2 separate regions of the Homo sapiens genome follow, and region 2 is linked to region 1. Evidence: chromatin loops called from intact Hi-C (ENCODE). Cell type or tissue: A673. All regions are shown on one strand.

Region 1 (5,000 bases):
CAGTGGCGCAATCTCGGCTCACTGCAAACTCTGCCTCCCGGGTTCACGCCATTCTCCTCCCTCAGCCTCCCGAGTAGCTGGGACTGCAGGCGCCCGCCACCACGCCCGGCTAATTTTTTGTATTTTTAGTAGAGACGGGGTTTCACTGTGTTAGCCAGGATGGTCTTGATCTCCTGACCTCATGATCTGCCTGCCTTGGCCTCCCAAAGTGCTGGGATTACAGGCGTGAGCCACCACGCCCAGCCATGATTTCATTTTTTATGGCTGTGTAGTATTCTGTGTGTGTGTGTGTGTGTGTGTGTGTGTGTGTGTGTGTGTGTATGTCACATTTTCTTTATCCAGTCAATCACTGATGGACATGTAGGTTGGTTCCATGATTTTGCTATTGTGAATAGTGCATAAACATACAAGTGCAGGTATCTTTTGGTATAATGATTTCTTTTCCTTTAGGTAGATACTCAGTGGTGGCATTGCTGGGTTGTTCTATTTTTAGTTCTTGAGGAATCTCCATACTGTCAAACTTAAGTTATTTATGGCCTCCTTTACAGGAAACAGTTCATAGGCCCCCAAGAATCTTCCATCAATGAACATTTGGAACATCCTCAGGCCCCAGTTTGAGAAACAGTGCATTGGATAGGTTGCTAGATGGACACCAAATGAATAAATATGGGCAGCAGGCACCTGCTTTGGCAGAGACTTCTTTGGGTCTGTGAAAGTCTTCCTTTATGTTGGATGAGGCTCATAACAGTGATTGATATCTGCAGGTGCAGGCATGGTCTGGACCAACAACAGCCAGCCACATGCTGTTCCTGCTATTTGCCATCTGCACTGTGTTTTGACTCCTATTTCAACTCCTATTTGCAGTACCATAGCTGTTTCCAGCTACCAATGACTCTAGTCATCAGCCAGGCTACTCAGCCAACCTGAAAATATGCCAGATTGTCCATACATTTCCAATCCACCATGATTTTAAAAATACTCATCCTATATTTCTATTAAAATCATAGAGTTTTAAAATCTTTTTATCAAAGGATTACATACATTAAGAAAAGGAAGCAAATTGTCACAATATAGTTTGATAAATGATCATAAAGTGAAAACACCCAGGTGATCAACCCTCAGGTCAAGAAACAGAATATTATCAGGATCCCGGAAGCCCACTTTATGCCCCCCACTCAAAAGATAACTGCTATGCTGACCATATCTTACTTTCATCTGGCTTTGAACTTCCTATAAGTAGACTTATCCGCACTGTACATGTATTTTTGTGTTTGTGTGTTTACTTTCTTTCTCAACATTATTTTTGTAAGATCCATCTGTGTTGTGTGTAACAACAATCTGTTTATTCTAATTCCCTTATCATATTCCATTGTCTGAATATGCCACAATTTACTTATCTATTCTGTTGATGGGTATTGGGTTGTTTTCATTATTAGGTTATTAGGAATAAACTGCTATGACATTCTTGTACCTTTATTTTGGTTCATATGTGTAAGTATTTCTGTTGAGTATATACCTAGGAGTGGGTCATAAGGTGTATGACAACAGTTTTTTTCAAAGTGATTGCGCCATTTACACTCCCACCAGCAATGTCTGAGTGTTTCAGTTGCACCGTCTATTTGCCAAGACTTGGTATTACCTGTCTGTTTCATGTTAGCCATTCTCTTTGGTGTGCAGTGGGTTGACATTGTGGTTTTACTTGCATTTGTGTATGACTTATGAAGTTGAGCATGTTTTCATATGTTTCTTGGCCATTTGTAAATCCTTTTTTGTGAAGAGCCTATTTAAGGGTCTTGCCTGGGGAAGTAGGAAGAGGATGAAGGCTAGAGATAGGCAAAGGTAAACCAGGGAGAACTTTGGGATTCACCATTTTACTGAAAACTTTTGGTACCTGCAAGTAATGATTCTGGAGTCACTGTATGTTATTCTGGGATGTCCATAGCTGAAAAATCCCTTTGTATGACAAGATGCCTGCAGGGAGGCTCTCTATTGCTCAGGTATGCTGGAACAAGTAAGGAATATGTTAGGGAGTGTGTCCCAGCCTGGCTCACAGAAAGGCTATTGCTTTTCCTAGGCCATTTGAGTTTCTAACTCCCACCAACAGTTTTAGTAGACCTTAACCTTGCAATCAAGTTGTAGATTATAGTACTATTGAACCTACATGAATCAGCCCCTCAGGGCCAAGGTCACATATTTGATTAGAGGCAAGTCTCATTTAAGTACATTTTCTCCCCGTGTGATGTTTATGAAAATGATGAAATTCATAGCATTTTTCTACTTCTCTGTATTTCAAATCAACCATATAATTTCCCCCTTTTGAAGGCTGCTGCAATGTAAATGGAAAAGCTCATGATTTGGGCTCAGACTATACCAGTTTAACTCCCAGTGCTAAATTTAACTAGTTTTGTGATTTTGAGCAAGTCACTTTACCTTTTTGAGACTTAATCTGCTTGCCTATAAAATGGGTACATCTACCTTACAAGGATAGGATTCAGATAATTGATGCAAAAGCAAACTGTAAACCTTAGGTTACTGGACAAATCAATATTATTATTTATGTTAGTTTGGGACCTATAGAAGGAGATCTTGGAAAATTGTAGGGCTGGGAGCCAGAGGCCATGGAAGATAGGGAAGGAGGTGAAAGTGGGAAAAATTACACCCTGGAAACCCAGTGACCAAGTCTCAACTCCTGGCTGGCTTGCATCAAAAGCTGGAGCCTGAGCGTCTGTTACAAGTGAAGGAGCCAATGCAGAAATTCCTCTGACCACTAGAGGGAGCCATACCTTAGGCTGGGCATCAGATGGGCCTCTATTATCTTTAGCAAAGATCCCCATGGTGCCTGCCACTTTGATTTCACATCTGTAGGTCTGAAAAAAGCACTAAGCTTGACACTACTTCTCTTGATTTTAAAAAATTATCTTCTTCCTCAACATAACCACCACTACCATCATCATCCTAGTCTTTGCCCATCTGTCCATTAGTCTTGTTATCTCTTTGCCCTCTTTTAGGAGTGAAACAATTGCCTTTAAAATCACAATTTATAATGAGAAACGTAATTTTCTAACAATCCAGAGCCTGTGTCTACCCACCAGGATCTCTTTTCTCTTTAGTGCAATTACATGAAGTGCCAACTTTTAAATCACAAGTTGGCTGGCCGCCTACGTCCATCAGAGGACAGGCCTGCCTTGGAGGGGAGCCATGTGGCCAGGGCTGTGCAAAGCCCTTCCATTGTTGCGTTTGATTTCTTCAGAAGGGGAACACCAAGGCCATGTGAGGGTCAAGCCTGAGAAAGAATGTTTATTTTTGGAGTTTCTGATAAGACCAAAAACAGACAGAAAAAAAGAAAAAGTTGAACATTCAGCACATTCATTTTACTGATACTAATGCTGCTAACTTCTCTGGGAAAATTCAACTTAGACAACTCCGCGGTGATAAGAAAGCAGTGTCCCCACACATTTTCTCAATTCCTGGAGGAGGGCAAGGCGGAGGATGTTGCGTGTTTCTCCTAGAGGAAAAAGCTCAATCCTAGAGTCAGCTGGGTCAGCCTGAAACCTCCCCTCCCGTGGGGTTCACTCCCACCTCTGCCTGACACTCAGGTGGAGCTCTGCTAGGAAGCTGGTGGGGTCCTGGTGCCTGCTCCACTCCCTGGACTTCTGCCTGGGCTCCCACAAGCTATGAGGGAGTACTTGGGGGTCAGGAGCCTCAAGAGCATCCTGGAAAGTTTAGAAAATTTCACTTTTCAGGCCGGGCACAGTGGCTCACGCCTGTAATCCCAGCATATTGGGAGGATCACCTGGGGTCAGGAGTTCAAGATCAGCCCGGCCAACATGATGAAACCCCAATTCTATTAAAAATATAAAAATTAGTTGGGCGTGGTGGCAGGTGCCTGTAATCCCAGCTACTCAGAGGTTGGGGCAGGAGAATCACTTGAATCCAGGAGGCGGAGGTTGCAGTGAACCAAGATCATGCCACTGCACTCCAGCCTGGGTGACAGAGTCAGTGAGACTTTGCCTTAAAAAATAAAAATAAAAAAGAAAGAAAAATAAAATTTCACTTTTCTTTCATATATTCAGGCATTGCTTTAAAGATAATTAGCATTATCATTTCTGTCACTTTAAGGGTAATATTAAGAGAAATAAAACTCAGGGGGTTTGGCTGATTTCTGCTCATTGTTTCTTTTATTCAGCCAATATTCCTGGGGCATGTACCATGAACCAGGCTCTGTGCCAGCTCCCGCAGATGCAAGATGAAGACCTTGCCCTTGCCCTTGAGTGGATGGAGAGGACACAGATGGACAAGCACCTAGATGAGATGAGAGGTGTAGGGGTTGGGCTTAGCTCTGCCTGTGGGAACCTGGGCAGGCTTCATCAGGAGGTGGCGCTCAAGTCCAACTGAAAATATGGGTAAGTCATTCCCTAGACTGACAAAGTAGGAAAGGGCATTTCAGACAAAAGCACAGTGTGTGCAAAAGCTTGGAGGTGTCAATGATTGGGTCACCTCCTCCGACTTGTAAGTCAGGTTGAGTGTGGTTGGGGTGTTCTCTGGAGAGGAACAAGAAGTCTGGCTAGAGAGGTGGGCAGAGATCATGGAGAGATGATGTGCCATATTAGGAAGTTAGGGTGTCATTTATTCATTCAACAAACACTGTGTGCCTCCGATATGCCATCATCATTGTGGGCGCTGATCAACATCCAAGCCTTGCCCTTATGGTCTTACATTCTAATGGCGAGGGAAGGATAGACAATAATCAAGTACACAAATACATGAGCAAGGTAATTTCACATAACAGCACAGCTTACAAAGAAAGGTGAGGCAGGTTAAGGAGCTAGAGAGAAAGGAAGGAAGAGGGAAGAAGTTGCTATCTAGGTTAGGGCATTTGAGAAGAGATCTGAGTGAGGTGAGAGAAGAGGCTGGGTGAATATCTGGGATTGTGGGGGGTGGGGTGGTGGTGGGATGGGGGGGCCAGAGGACAGCAATAGCAAAGGCCCTAAGGTGCGCAG
Region 2 (5,000 bases), 56 kb after region 1:
TAAAAGAAATGTAGCCTGGAGAGGAAGAAATAAAACTATCTCTACTTGCAGATGACATGCTTTTTTTTTTTTACATATACTGGTAGATCAGTAGTTGCCTAGGAACAGGAGTGGAGGAAGTGGAGGAGAAACGAGAGTGTCTGTTGACAGCTATGGATTTCCTTTGGGGATGATGCAGCTGTTCTAAAGTGGATTTTTTCATAACTCTGTGAATATTCTAAAAATCATTAAACTATACACTTCAAATGGATGAACTGCATGGTATGTGAATTATATTTTAGTAAAACTTTGTTCTATAAAAAAGATGAAATGGGTGATTTTTCAGGGAAAAAAAAAATGTGTTTTGAGACAGAGTCTCACTCTATCACCCAGGCTGGAGTGCGGTGGTGCAATCTCGGCTCACTGCAACCTCCACCTCCCAGGTCCAAGTGATTCTCGTGCCTCAGCCTCCTGAGTAGCTGGGACCACAGGAGTGTGCCACCATGCCTGGCTAATGTTTGTATTTTTAGTAGAGATGGGGTTTTGCCATGTTGGCCAGGCTGGTCTCGAACTGCTGACCTCAAGTGATCCACCCACCTCGGCCTCCCAAAGTGCTGGGTTTACAGGTGAGAGGCTCTGTGCCCGGCCAAGGAAAATTTTTAAATTAACTCAGGAAGAAATAAAAAACCTGAATAGTCGAATAACCCTAAAATAAATCTAAAGGGTATTTTAAAATATTTTCTCCTGCTTGCTCCATCTAGCTTGAGACAAAGATAGCAGACCAGACTATTTTTGAGTCAAACTATATAAAACCTCTAAGCTTTTCCATACACTTTATAAATTGTATTTAGAGCATAGAGAAAGATGGGAAACTTCCCAGCTCATTTGACTTGGCTAGCATTACTTGCCAATGTAATAAAACAGGATGATGAGCACACAAAAGCAAAAGAAGAGGGGAAAAAAATGATAGGCCAATATATTTATGAGCAGAGATGCAAATAGCCTAAATAAGACATTAACAGGCTGGGTGCCATGGCTCACGCCTGTAATCCCAGTACTTTGGGAGGCCAAGGCAGGCAGATTGCTTAAGCCCAGGAGTTTGAGACCAGCCTGGGCAATATGGCAAAACCCAAACTCTACTAAAAAAAAAAAAATACAAAAATACAAAAATTAACTGGGCATGGTGGCATGCACCTGTAATCCTAGCAAGTTGGGAGGCTGAGGCACAAGAATTGCTTGACCCCAGGAGGTGGAGGTTGCAGTGAGCTGAGATCACACCACTGCACTACAGCCTGGGCAACAGAGTAAGACTGTCTGGAAAAAAAAGAAAGAAAGGAAAGAAAGGAAAGAAAGGAAGAAAGGAAGAAAAGAAAGAAAGAAAGAAAGAAAGAAAGAAAGAAAGAAAGAAAGAAAGAAAAAGAAAGAAGAAAGGAAGAAAGGGGGAGGGAGGGAGGAAGGAAGAGGGAGAGAGAGAGAGAGAGGAAGGAAGGAAAGAAGGAAGGAAGGGAGGAAGAAGTGAATCTATTGCCATCTTTTCCAGCAATAGATTTATGGAGAAAAAAAATATGATCATCTGAATAAATGTTGACAAGGTATTTAATTAAATTTAATACCAACACCTGATTAAAAATCTTAGCAATCCAGAAAAGTATGAATCTACATTAACTTGGCGAGGCACAGTGGCTCATGCCTATAATCCCAGCACTTTGGGAGACTGAGACAGGAGGATCACTTGAGCCCAGGAGTTTGAGACCAGCCTGGACAACATAGCCAGACACCATCTCTTCCTGAAAGTTAAAAACTTAGGCATGGTGACATGTGCCTGTAGTCCCAGCTACTTGGGAAGCTGATGCAGGAAGATCATTTGAGTACAGGAGTTCAAGGTTGCAACGAGCTATGATTACATCACTGCACTCCAGCCTGGGTGACAGAGCAAGAACCTGTCTCTAATTAAAAAAAAAATAGTAATAACAAAAAACAAAACTTCTGTATGACAAATAAGCATACAAACAAAATATAAAGACAAGTGACAGGCTGGGCGCGGTGGCTCACGCCTGTAATCCCAGCACTTTGGGAGGCCGAGGCGGGCGGATCACGAGGTCAGGAGATCGAGACGATCCCGGCTAAAACGGTGAAACCCCGTCTCTACTAAAAATACAAAAAATTAGCCGGGCGTAGTGGCGGGCGCCTGTAGTCCCAGCTACTTGGGAGGCTGAGGCAGGAGAATGGCGTGAACCCGGGAGGCGGAGCTTGCAGTGAGCCGAGATCCCGCCACTGCACTCCAGCCTGGGCGACAGAGTGAGACTCCGTCTCAAAAAAAAAAAAAAAAAAAAAGACAAGTGACAGATGAGAAGAAAATATTTGTAACATATTGTGGACCCTGGAAAATAATATTTAAGTCCTTGATAACCTCTTGTGCATGAGATCCTGTGCTGGACCTATCACTTGTATCATCTCATTTCATTTCCTTCCTTCCTTCCTTCCTTCCTTCCTTCCTTCCTTCCTTCCTTTCTTTTTTTGAGATGGAGTTTTGCTCTTGTTGCCCAAGCTGGAGTGCAAAATGGCACAATCTCGGCTTACTGCAACCTCCAACTCCCGAGTTCAAGCAATTATCTTGCCTCAGCCTCCTGAGTAGCTGGGATTACAGACATGCACCTCCACACCTGGCTAATTTTTCGTATTTTTAGTAGAAATGGAGTCTCATCATGTTAGTCAGGCTGGTCTCGAACTCCTGGCCTCAGGTGATCCACCTGCCTTGGCCTCCCAAACTGCTGGGATTACATGCGTGAAACACTGCACCCGGCCCTCATTTCATCTGTAAATCAAGTCTCTGAGGCAGTGGTGATCGACACGATTGTTCAGAAGAAGACACTAAAAACTGGAGAATTTAAGCACCCTGCCCAAATCTCATGGCTCAGAAGTGAGTTAAGGTTCCAACATGGACCTAAGCTGGCTCCCACACCTGCCACCATTTATCTCTCCAGGAACTAGCATGATTCCTCATCTCCTAAAGTCACTTCACTTATTATTTGTGCTTTTGATGTGTTTGTTTCTGGACAGATTGTCTGAAAGGGTCTTTTCAGTAGAAAGGTCCTGAGGTGAAGATGGAGAATGGGTCACAAAGCTGTCACATGCCTTCCTTCTCATGAACTCTTGAGGAGCAATCTTCCTCCTTAGCTTTTTCTTCTGCCTTCTTCCTTGGCTTTTGAGTTTCCTGGGGTGGCCCTAATTTCCAGCCAGTGGAGAGCTGGGCTTGGTTGCCCCATTCATCAATCCTAGCATGCCCCCACCCTTCCCCTTTCTCATTTGCTTGTGACAGGGAGAAAGAACGGAGTGTGGGTAAACCCTCTGACTTATCTGATTGTGCTGTAGGTGGGCCAGGTCAGGCTTGGCTTGACTGGCTTGACCTGCTCTGCTATTTCCTTTTCTGTCCCTCTCTTTTTCTTTTCTTTTCTTTCTTTCTTTTTTTTTTTTTTTTTTTTTAGATTAGGTCTTACTCCACCACCAAGGCTGTGTACAGTGCCGCTGTGTACAGTGGCACAATCACAGCTCACTGCCGCCTCCACCTTGTGGGCTCAACTGATCCTTCCACCTCATCCTCTGAGTAGCTGGGACTACAGACACACATCACCATGCCTGGTTAATTTTTTAAAAGTTTTTTGTAGAGGTGGGATCTCACTGTGTTGTGCAGGCTGCTCTTGAACTACTGGGCTCAAGTGATTCTTCTACCTTGGCCTCCCAAATTACTGGAATTACAGGTGTGAGTCACCATGCCCAGCCTTCTGACTGATGGATGTAGACTGTCCTGTGTTTCTGTGAGAGGGGCAGTCACTGTTATTTAGGATGTTCTGGAAAGGGTGACTGCTTGTCAGTGAGCCTCCCTCTCAGAGCCCCTTGAGCATCTGAATCAGAGTTAGCAAACTCTGTCCATCTCCTCTGCCATGATCCCTTTCTCTCCCCCATCAGCTCCTTCTATGCCTTCCTGCTCCTAGTTTCCAAGTCTCCAAGGTCAAGCTAAAGCCCAGATTTTATCATATTTCTCTTTTGCTTAAGAACCTGTAAGAGTTCACCAGTGAATTTTCAAAATAAGGTTCGTGGATGTTATATTGGGGTCCAGGAAGTGTTAGACATTCTATTTACTCTTAATCCAAAAATTCAGAAAGAAACAGCTTGGGTACTAGGTAGCTGGTGTATTGATTGTCACTAGTGCCCCACTTGGCCCATCTGTCAGATCGTTTCCTGAATCATGGTGTATGTCAGAAATATCATAATGCAGAGGGCCAGAGAGAGGGGTGTATTCTCATCCACTATCTTTCAATCTATTGCCAAGTGTTGCAATTTCCATGAGTCTAGCTCCATGAATTCCTACGGCCTCAGGATATGGTGGAGAAAATATTGTTAGAAATGAAACATTCATGATTCTTTGCATATAATCATGAAAGTCCATTCTAAAGTGTCTGTGGGGATTTTTCCTTCCCCTATATGAAAACAAAGGCATGACATTTCTGGCAATTTTTGGTAATAAAAAGCCTTGTGGTCCTTTTCAGTCATATCTCTGTCTTCAGACCTCTGGTCTAGGAAGGAGAGTAGTAGTGGCCAGCTTGTCTCTTTAAACCTCTCTTCCTTTGGGGCTGGAAGCAGGAGGAAGGAAGAGAGGTAAGGGATAGAGAGTTCTTATTTGGCTGGTACTAGAATAATCTGACCCCATGCTTTGCAGACCTGGGAGGTTTGTGGAGCTGGCTCTCTCTTGTGGGCACTTATATGGGTTTTCTGGAGACTCCCTTGCTCGGGGTGTTCAACAGCAACTCCAGAATGTCAGGCAGTGTTTCTCTTGCCCCTGGCTGCTCCTGACATAGCCTCAGTTTCTACCTCCAATGGTTCACATCACAGCCTCTTACCACCAGGGTCCTCTCTGGCTGTAGGCCGCCATCTTGGAAGAATCTCTTCTAAAATGAGCCAGACCATATTCTTACTGCAAGCTCATGTCTGGTCCTTGTGTTAGAGGGAAGTTCAGCCACTTC

What was found. A loop is a pair of places that touch in the nucleus more often than their neighbours do. Peaks named below come from ENCODE experiments on the same cell type or tissue, not always from the same donor. Only the 100,000 strongest peaks of a DNase experiment are listed, where the experiment ranks them.
Region 2: a loop joins it to region 1, with 12 times the contacts of the local background. A loop is called at or near these places in 3 of 110 quality-filtered maps.

Annotation. Positions count from the first base shown.
Region 1 is chr4:25,437,344-25,442,343 of GRCh38, forward strand. It overlaps LOC105374536 (a long non-coding RNA gene), which reads left to right. Exons shown (of 4, transcript XR_925494.3): 2 at 4,187-4,403. Among named protein-coding and RNA genes, the nearest start is that of ANAPC4, 63 kb to the left of the region's middle. RefSeq lists a silencer at 4,338-4,447. In A673, CTCF peaks have their summits at 2,769 (motif pointing right) and 4,370 (motif pointing right); DNase peaks (open chromatin) are centred at 2,778 and 4,388; H3K27ac peaks cover 1,014 bases.
Region 2 is chr4:25,493,532-25,498,531 of GRCh38, forward strand. No RefSeq gene overlaps it. Among named protein-coding and RNA genes, the nearest start is that of ANAPC4, 120 kb to the left of the region's middle. In A673, no CTCF peak of the experiment used is centred here; a DNase peak (open chromatin) is centred at 2,430; H3K27ac peaks cover 3,517 bases.